2 separate regions of the Homo sapiens genome follow, and region 1 is linked to region 2. A link is a loop called in an ENCODE intact Hi-C map of the cell type or tissue named here. Cell type or tissue: left ventricle myocardium inferior. All regions are shown on one strand.

Region 1 (5,000 bases), 82 kb before region 2:
AGCGAGCAGCGGGACCTAGCGCTGCAGAGACACAAGCACCACATGGGCGTCCGCTATATTGAGGTGGGGCTTTGGGCTGGGAGCGGAGCAGGGCCAATCTGAGTCAGGCCTGAGACCCATGGGCTGCTGCTCTCTGTACCCACAGGTGTATAAAGCGACAGGGGAGGAGTTTGTAAAGATTGCAGGGGGTGAGTATACTGCAAACAGGGCCTGGCTCCCCTGGTTCTTGATCCATTTCACTTCCCCACCACCCCTTGCCTGCCTGCTCCCCTGCATGGGTGAGTGTCTGGAGGAGCATGAGTGAAGTCAGCAGGCGACTCTCATACACAGGCACATCACTAGAGGTGGCTCGTTTCTTGTCACGGGAAGACCAAGTGATCCTGCGGCTGCGGGGACTGCCCTTCTCGGCTGGGCCAACGGACGTGCTTGGCTTCCTGGGGCCAGAGTGCCCAGTGACTGGGGGTACCGAGGGGCTGCTCTTTGTGCGCCATCCTGATGGCCGGCCGACTGGTGATGCCTTCGCCCTCTTTGCTTGTGAGGAGCTGGCACAGGCTGCACTGCGCAGGCACAAGGGCATGCTGGGTAAGCGATACATTGAACTCTTCCGGAGCACTGCAGCCGAAGTGCAGCAGGTGAGCGCCCAGGGCTCCCCACCCCCAGATGTACTGTTACTCCAGGGCGGCCCTCTGTGTCCCTGCCCTACTTGGCATGACCAGCCTGTTGCTGCCTTCCTTACTAGGTCTTGAACCGCTATGCATCCGGCCCACTCCTTCCTACACTGACTGCCCCACTGCTGCCCATCCCCTTCCCACTGGCACCTGGGACTGGGAGGGACTGTGTACGCCTCCGAGGCCTGCCCTACACGGCCACCATTGAAGACATCCTGAGCTTTCTGGGGGAGGCAGCAGCTGACATTCGGCCCCACGGTGTACACATGGTGCTCAACCAGCAGGTGAAGCCACTGCTTGGTAGGGGGAACACATAAATAGGAAGGGGTGTGTGTTAGGGGTAAGGCACTCTTACACATGACAAACTGCTCACAAGATGGTGTGCACAGGGCCGGCCATCGGGCGATGCCTTCATTCAGATGACATCAGCAGAGCGAGCCCTAGCTGCTGCTCAGCGTTGCCATAAGAAGGTGATGAAGGAGCGCTACGTGGAGGTGGTCCCCTGTTCCACAGAGGAGATGAGCCGAGTGCTGATGGGGGGCACCTTGGGCCGCAGTGGCATGTCCCCTCCACCCTGCAAGCTGCCCTGTGAGTGCCCTAGGGGCTAGGGGAGGAGGAGGCCTGTGGTAGCCAGGCTGTTGTAAGCCCCTACCTTCTATAGCGGGGACTCCTTTCTGGCTACCCCACCCAGGGCAGTGCTGGGCTCCGTGCACATGCACTTTCTACTTCCGTCTCTAGGCCTCTCACCACCTACCTACACCACCTTCCAAGCCACCCCAACGCTCATTCCCACGGAGACGGCAGCTCTATACCCCTCTTCAGCACTGCTCCCAGCTGCCAGGGTGCCTGCTGCCCCCACCCCTGTTGCCTACTATCCAGGGCCAGCCACTCAACTCTACCTGAACTACACAGCCTACTACCCAAGGTACCCTGCAGCTAAGAGAATATCACAGTCCCACTCCCTGTCCCAATCTGGGGAAAGGTCACGATCCCCTTTCTGGACCAGATAACTCCTCCCTTGAGATGACAAGGGAGTAAGGTGGCAGCTGGCTAATGCCATCTACAAAACAGATCGAAAATGACTCTGTAGAGGCTGGGGCTTCAGGGAGGAACTGAATTAAGCACAAGGCAGAAACAAGGGAGGAGGGAAACAGGTCTCGGTCTAGGCCACAGGTGGCATGCATGACTAAACCTTGTCTCTCCCACCCTAGCCCCCCAGTCTCCCCCACCACTGTGGGCTACCTCACTACACCCACTGCTGCCCTGGCCTCTGCTCCCACCTCAGTGTTGTCCCAGTCAGGAGCCTTGGTCCGCATGCAGGGTGTCCCATACACGGCTGGTATGAAGGATCTGCTCAGCGTCTTCCAGGCCTACCAGGTGAGATTGTGTGGCCGGAGGGCCTGGCGGGTCTGGCTGAGCTCTCTGCCCTAAATCTGTGTCCCTTCTGTAGCTACCCGCTGATGACTACACCAGTCTGATGCCTGTTGGTGACCCACCTCGCACTGTGTTACAAGCCCCCAAGGAATGGGTGTGTTTGTAGGAGAGAAAGCCAGGAGGTAAGAGCCAGCTGATATCCTCGGCGAACATGTCTCTCCTGAGTCCAGAAGACCAGCACCCTCAACCTGGTAGCTTCTTTCTGGCTTGTCAAAGCTCTCAGAAGGTACCTAGAGGAGCCCAAGCCCCAGCTCCATCCTCCACTTATTCTGCCTGTTTCCCCCAAAGACAATGGCTGGACCCTGCATGCAGGGCTGGGGGTGGAATGGGGCTAACCAGCTCCTGATGGCCTGAGCCAGGCATCTTGACTGGCACCTGGAGAGCCCTTAAGTCTGTCCTGGCTGTGGCCCATGCCGACAGATATCGTGGGGCTGACAGGTCCACGGCAGGCTTGCTTTCTTTTATAAAATGGAAGCTCTGGTACCTTCAATGTATGACTCCTGGGAGAATCAAGGGTCCATCTGAGCCTCTGAGTAAAGATCCCAATGTTCTACCTCTCCCTGTCCCTCTTGTAGGGGATAGGGAGGCAGAGAGAGCCAGCCCCTACCCTCAGAGTATCTGGACCTCAGAGACCATGTTGTGCCAGGGGTGGTCCCACCTAAAGATGCTAGCCCCTCTCCAGGTGGGCATAAGGAGTAACAGATGGCAAAACCACAAACTATTTTGATGGACTGTGCTGCAGTATCACCAGAAGACATTAGGGGGCAGTAGGCCCCCACACAAAACCTTCAGGCTTGAATTTTAAAGGGGAGGACTTTCTGCCAACTTTTCTTGTATGCCTTGGGAAAGCCAGTTGCCCTGAACCCAGCAGACACCATGGAATGTCCTTTGCACGCATTAAATGGTACAGAACTGAAGCCTCGGAAGCAATTTGGAACTCGATCTTCTCTTCCTTAAATGAAAAGTTATTGACCAAATGGACTTTTTAAAAGACACAGGACCCTTAACTTTGCCCCAAAGTGAGGGGCTCCACACCAACCCCAGGCGGAGGAACACTCAGACAGATTAAGGATACTGTTGACCTGTCACTGTTTATTATTTCAGCACTAAAACTGAGGAGCCTCAACTGCTGGCTCTTCTTCCCTTTGTATTTGTGTAAGGAGCACTGCACTCCCATAAAAGGTTTTAAAATACAAAATGTACAAGAACACACAATTCCAAGTGCTGTAAACATAACTGAGAACCAGTTCCTTTACTAAACATCCATTTTATAAAACACAAGGTTTCAATTTGAGCCCATCTGAGCCTTAAAGATCCATTCTGAATACCAAAAACAGGGCTTCACAGCCAGGCCCAGAAGAGGTCTGGTGATAATGGCTGGCCCTGGGTGGGGATAGTTTACACCCGGGCAGCAGCACCACACATGAACCCAAAGACATGTTCTTTTTAAAGCTGTTTTCAGCCATGTTTCTCTGTGCATCTCCAGTAAGCAGAAGGCTACCCATTCCATTCCTCAACCCAAGAGCTAGCACAGTTAGAGTAGGAGGGGGTGCGTACTAGCACGTGCCCAGTTGCTCAGTGCTGCTAGTAGAAATTGATTTGCATAGTCCAATGGATGTGTGCTTTAACACCACTATGTTGCACAAAAATTTAAGTCTTTATCTACAAAGCCAAAAAATATTGACTCTTAACACCAAAGCTTTTACAAAGCTGATATAAAACTGCTTACATAGTATACAAAGCTCTATTTTAAAATTTAATGTTTATTTTAAATAGGAAAGCATTTCTAGTGCTACAGGCATCAAGGTATTTAGAAGGCATCAAAATTTGGTGCATAGCAACTCTGGATCATAGAGGCTTTTAATTCTTGAGGGCACAAAGGGTATTGCAAGGGGAACTCTTGCAATAACCTCATGTGAGGCAGCTACACCAGGGGCAAAAGGGTAGGGGCAAGTCTGGCCATTTCTCTGGAATGTCAACCGAGAGGCCAACTTCTTGCCCCTCCAAAGGAAGCTGTGGGCGTCCAACCACAGGCCCAGAAGCAAATCTCACTATCCACATTCTGTGACACAACTCACTTTTCAAGAAAATTTGAAAACACCCAGCTCCAAGAGGGGCCACAGTGATCTGCTGAAGAATAGACCTTTTTCTCTAACTAACTTTAGGGGAGAAATCTAAAATATATTTTGTTTTTTTTAAAGACCATACTTCCTCATCCTGAGTCAACAGCTCCTAACCTACTGACAACAGGTGGTGGGCAATAGGCCAGCTCCCTTTCCCAGACCTGAACTGGCCTTAGTAGAGAGAGTCCTGGCATCAAGGGCCTGCAGTCTCCTGGAATAACAGCATCAGGCCTTCAACCAGCACACTGTCTCACATATAGGCACTCAAAAAATCTGCTTCCTGAATCAATGGAAGTATATTATTTCATTTGAAAGCATACTGCAAACTTCAGAGGCTCTGTAATGGGCCCAGGAACAGGTAAAAAAAATCCCATTAGGGAGAGGGGTAAGGGCAGGTTTTTTTTTTTTTTAAAGTACCCAACTCGGGTACCTCCTTTGGTAGACAGCAGGCTGCAGTTTCTGCTGGGCCCTGCCTTGGACACCAGTCTCACCAGCAGCAGCACCAGGGTGTCTTTGGTGTGGAGGGTCAGGTTATCACTTCTGGATGTGCTCAGAGCCTTCTGGGGAAAAGGCTGGTTTTTAGATCATACAGACAGGACAGGGTAGGCCAGAATCATTTCAGGCTATAAATAGAATGGCAGATAAGCCTTCCATGCCAGTGTGACTCTTAAAACCTTCCCATCTGGAGTCCTGTATTTTCTCTGCCCATGCTGATGTACTGCTCATTTGTGCTTTAGCTCTGCACACAGCCTGGCCTCTAGCTAGAGTTAGAACT
Region 2 (5,000 bases):
CCTCAGGATATAACCACCAAAGGTTTATAATAATGTTTTGCAACGGGCAAGATTCTTTATTATAATTCATACTGCAGAAACAATTCCAGATTCAAGGAAGATGACAAATCGTAATTCCAACTACCCTTCTCAAAGGATATAAGTAGAGCATATAAAGCAGGGAAAAACAGCTAATAAATAAATGGAAAAATGCTCAATCTTATTAAATATCAAATAAATAAGAAAACTACTTCTAACCTATCAAAAAAGCAAAGAACAGAGAAGTGGTAATAGTCTACACAGACAACTTTTCCCCTTTGTGGCTGTTTATATGATTTGCTCATTTTCTGTTTCTATTTTAGTATTATTAATTTTACAAGCCCTTTAGATATACTAAGCATATTAACCCTTTGTCTGCCTTACAAGTTATAAATATGGTTTTGTTTTCCATTTATCACCAATTCTGGATCAATTTCTGCTCCTCAGAAGGGAACCATTTGTAACCCTTTTCACTGTTTCTTTTGGAACTTACTTCCATATTTCTAAGGAACATGTTAATACTGCTATTTCCTAATGTTTTTCAAGGTTAGATATATTATCTTTTGAACTTTCAGTGTTTGCATTATAACTGGATACATGTTACTTGCAGCTCAGCCTTGTAGTGTATTTTAATTATATTTCCTTTTTCATACAACTTATTTGGTTACAGTTAATAATTGCCTTTTATATTAGGATTAAGTTTGGCTGCATAAACAAAAATCCAAAGTAACAGTAATTTAAACATGTTAAAAGTAAAGTTTATTTCTTAGAATCTACAGGTCTCTTCTACTGGACCAGTGAGTTTGCCTAAAACACATCCTGCAGTCTTCTGCCTAGGGAGCATAGTAAACCTATTGCAAGCATTGTGGGAACTAATAAAATGGTCAGAGGTCTCACTCTTCAGTATGCAGACTTCCATTATGCCTTCCCTTCCGCCCCCACCCCATTTTAAGAACAGATCATTAAGCCTAGCCTTTAGCTCTCCTAGAATCTAGAACCTCCACTTCATTCTCTCTATAGAATCACCAGATTCTCTCAGGGTAAGACAGGCATTATCACTAGGCTGTACCACACAGGAAAGAAACATCTGGGAAATTTAAGTCCTTTTTAAATTCAATTTAATTTTTTTTTCTTTTAAGATGGAGTCTCGCTGTGTTGCCCAGGCTGGAGTGCAGTGGTGCTGCAACCTCCACCTCCCAGGTTCAAGCAATTCTTCTGCCTCAGCCTCCTGAGTAGCTGGAACTACAGGCATGAGCCACCATGCCCGGCTAATTTTTTTGTATTTTTAGTAGAGACAGGGTTTCACCATGTTGGCCAGGTGGTCCCAAACTCCTGTCCTCAAATGATCCACCCGCCTCAACCTCCTAAGGTGCTAGGATTACAGGTGTGAACCACCGTGCCCGGTCTTAACTCCTTCTTTTATAGACTTTTTATCCAATCTTCTTGTTTTCAGTCTCACCTCACATCCCACTTTCAGAGATATCCAGTACGTCAAATTCCTGAACCTTTCCAGAGTTCTCAGATGCAAAATGACTTGTGCTGCTTGCTTATTGGTTCTTTCTCACCTGCCAGCAGGCTTAAGCTACAGCTGTCTTATGTTTAGTGAAAGTAAACCTGTTCAATTTATTACATTTATGTTTCCATTTTCTGTAAATATTTTAATTTTTATGTAGTCAAGAAATCTATCAGTATTCTCATTTGTAATTTTTTTACACATTTTAGTGTAAAATTAATAAATTTCAAAGCTTTAATTATGGAAACTATTCCATAAAACTATAAAATGTCAATATCATCACAATAACAAAAATAAAGCCTAGGTCAGGCACGGTGGCTCACACCTGTAATCCCAGCACTTTGGGAGGCCTAGGCAGGTGGATCACCCGAGGTCGGGAGTTCGAGACCAGCCTGACCAACATGGAGAAACCCCATCTCTACTAAAAATACAAAATTAGCCGGGCATGGTGGCGAATGCCTCTAATCCCAGCTACTCAGGAAGACTGAGGCAGGAGAATCGCTTGAACCCAGGAGGCGGAGGTTGCAGTGAGCCGAGATCGCGCCATTGCACTCCAGCCTGGAGTGCAAAACAAGAGCAAAACTCCATCTCTAAATAAATAAATAAATAAATCCTAAATAAATCAATAGCTAAAAGGAAACTGGAAAAGTTTGGGCATATATTTTATGTGTATCTGTGCAAAAACAAATTTCAGCCATTACTCTTTTGGTTTATCTGGCGGCAGATGGGGTAAGTAATAATGCCACGTGAGATTCATCCAGATTTATACCCAGAGGTAAAAAAAAATGAAGGTAGAGAGTGGTTATAGTTCACTGCATCCAAAAACTCCTGTGGACTATATGTCTTTTTTTTTTTTTTTTTTTCAGTTCACAGATAATCTGAAGCTAACAATGATTAGGCAACTTCCTCACATTCATCTATTCAGTGATTAGTCATTCCTTTTTGGTATACCTGTTGCTCTTTCATGTTTAATCATAAATTTAACAAATTATTCTACATGACCAACTGTTCATCAAGTGGAGAAATAAACAGCAACAACTTTACCACTTGCCTGTGAGCACTGTGAAGAGGACAGTATCCATCTTGTTATCTCCAGAGCCTAGCAGAGCGCCTAGCACATTACAGGCATTCAATCATTGTTGAAAGAATAAATTTTAGAATAACAGAGTACAATTTGGTGAAGCAAAATAACTCATGAAGTTAGTCAATACATTATTTCTAAAAGAACTGTAGGCAATTTGCTCTTATATAGAAAAAGAAAAAACCAACAAAAAAATTATAGGCATTAAAGTAGCTCGTCAAAATGAGGTAGTTAAATCTAAAATAGAGAATATAAATAAAAAAGTTTGCTATTACCTATTAAGTTATCCAGATATCAAATAACATACTGGCAAGTACTCTATACCAAAGAATCCTAGTCATATTAGATGGCTGACATGTATAAGAGCTTCACAAAGTCATAAGCCACTTGCTTTTTATACTTTGATAAAATAAACTGATGTTGGGGGAAGGTAATCACTCATATAAGATTTCAAAGGGAATATATTTCATAACACATATTTTGACCAACATCTGTTCCAGATGTATAATACCATAAGAAAAATAGGGCTATGCCTTTCTATCTGAGAGACTTTTAAAGGAAGATCAAATAAACTAATTAGACTATTATCCCATCTGATTTCCAGAGAAGCATTTATGTTGTAGGCAATAAATAAATTACTACTACTGTTAACACTAGTCTCTAAAAACTTTCACCAGTATCAGTAATCTCTTCAGTCCACCCTCTGCTTCGCAGAAGAAAGTAAGCCAAGTTGTTTGTTATGTTTCTGTATCGTTTCCATAGCAAAGGTCTGTGCCTGCTTAATTTAACTAAAGCTGGAGGGTTAAAGCCTGAAGGTCACTACAGGACAGACTACAGCAACTTCAATAAGAGCAGTTCCATTATCAGTTCTGCTGATTAGTTGGGGGAATGGGCTCTAAATATATTAGACCCATGACAACACATTGTAGAAATACTAAAAATACAAAATTAAATTTCTATAATATAAATTGCTTAAAATGAAAGTATGCATAAAAATGAAAAAATAATACAAACTTCATTTTTCAAATTTCAGTAACTTTTGGGATAAGATTCAAAATATGTATACCTTAATAAAACTTACCACTGTATAATATATAAGCTTTTTAAAAAAAATCCTTTTTTTTTTTCTTTTGGGAGACAAGGTCTTGCTATGTTGCCCAGGCTGGCCTTAAACTCCTGGGCTCAAGCAGTGATCCTCTTGCCTCAGTCTCCCAAGTAACTGGGATTACAGAATCACATCACTACACCTGGCTAAAACTTTTATTCTTCTTAAATAATTAGACTCATAGGAAGTTGCAAAAATAGTATGTATATGTACTACAGGTTGAATATCCCTAATCTGAAAATCCAGAATGCTCCAAAATCTGAAACTTTCTGAGCACTGATATGACACCCAAAGTAAATGCTCACTGGAACATTTTGGAATTCAAATTTTTGAATCAGGGATGCTCAACCAGTATGTATTCTGGAAATATTCCAAAATTTGAAAAAATCCAAAATCTAAGACACTTCTGACTTCTGATCCCAAGCAGACAAGGGATACTATAGCCCCATGTACCCTGCACCTAGTTTCCCCCAACTATAATACAGTACATATACCCACAATATTGAACTGTAGTTAGCACAGTATCAAAACCAGGACATTGACACTGATACAATACTGCTAACTAGACTACAGGTCTTATTCAGTTGTCATTGTTCTACATGCATTCATTTGTATGTGTGTATATAGTTTTATGCAATTTTATCCCATATATAGATTCAAATAACTACTACCCCAGTCAAGATATGAAGAAATTCTCTTGGGCCACCCCTTCATATTTGCACCCCTCAACCTGACCCTGTTTCCTGGCACCAATCTATTGTCCATCTCTACAGTTCTGTCATTTTGAAAATATTACATAAATAGAATCATATAGTATATTGACTTTTTTCCACTCAGCATAAGTCTATGGAGAACTGTCCAAGTTGTTGCATGTATCAACAGTTTATTCTTTTATATTGCTGAGTGGTAGTACATTGTATGGATACACCAGAGTTTATTCGTGTATTTGGTTTGTTTATAACCTTGGGCTATTAAAAATAAAGTGCAGCAGGGCGTGGAGGCTCATGCCTGTAATCCTAGCACTTTGGAAGGCTGAAGTGGATGAATCGCTTGAGCTCAGGAGTTCAAAACCAGCCTGCCTGGACAAGATGGTGAAACCCCATCTCTACAAAAAACATAAAAATAGCTGGGCATGGTGGCGCACACCTGTAGTCCCATATACTAGGAAGACTGAGATTGGAGGACGGCTTGGGCCTGTGAGTCTGAGGTTGCAGTGAGCTGAGATCGCATCACTGCACTCCAGCCTGGGTGATGTGCAATCTGCAGAGCCAGACCCTATCACA

What was found. Peaks named below come from ENCODE experiments on the same cell type or tissue, not always from the same donor. Only the 100,000 strongest peaks of a DNase experiment are listed, where the experiment ranks them.
Region 1: it touches region 2 in a loop (4-fold over the local background); 3 of 110 quality-filtered maps call a loop at or near these places.

The regions. Positions count from the first base shown.
Region 1 is chr16:68,227,434-68,232,433 of GRCh38, reverse strand. NFATC3 (nuclear factor of activated T cells 3) reads right to left here. Exons shown (of 10, transcript NM_173165.3): 10 at 3,175-5,000. It overlaps ESRP2 (epithelial splicing regulatory protein 2), which reads left to right. Exons shown (of 15, transcript NM_024939.3): 8 at 1-63; 9 at 146-188; 10 at 331-632; 11 at 740-952; 12 at 1,058-1,256; 13 at 1,407-1,593; 14 at 1,880-2,045; 15 at 2,119-3,401. The coding sequence ends at 2,208. Among named protein-coding and RNA genes, the nearest start is that of MIR6773, 3.6 kb to the left of the region's middle. RefSeq lists an enhancer at 4,948-4,997. In left ventricle myocardium inferior, CTCF peaks have their summits at 2,644 and 2,844 (motif pointing right); no DNase peak of the experiment used is centred here; H3K27ac peaks cover 1,339 bases.
Region 2 is chr16:68,145,150-68,150,149 of GRCh38, reverse strand. The region is part of intron 3 of NFATC3 (nuclear factor of activated T cells 3); the gene reads right to left. Among named protein-coding and RNA genes, the nearest start is that of NFATC3, 62 kb to the right of the region's middle. In left ventricle myocardium inferior, no CTCF peak of the experiment used is centred here; no DNase peak of the experiment used is centred here; H3K27ac peaks cover 2,335 bases.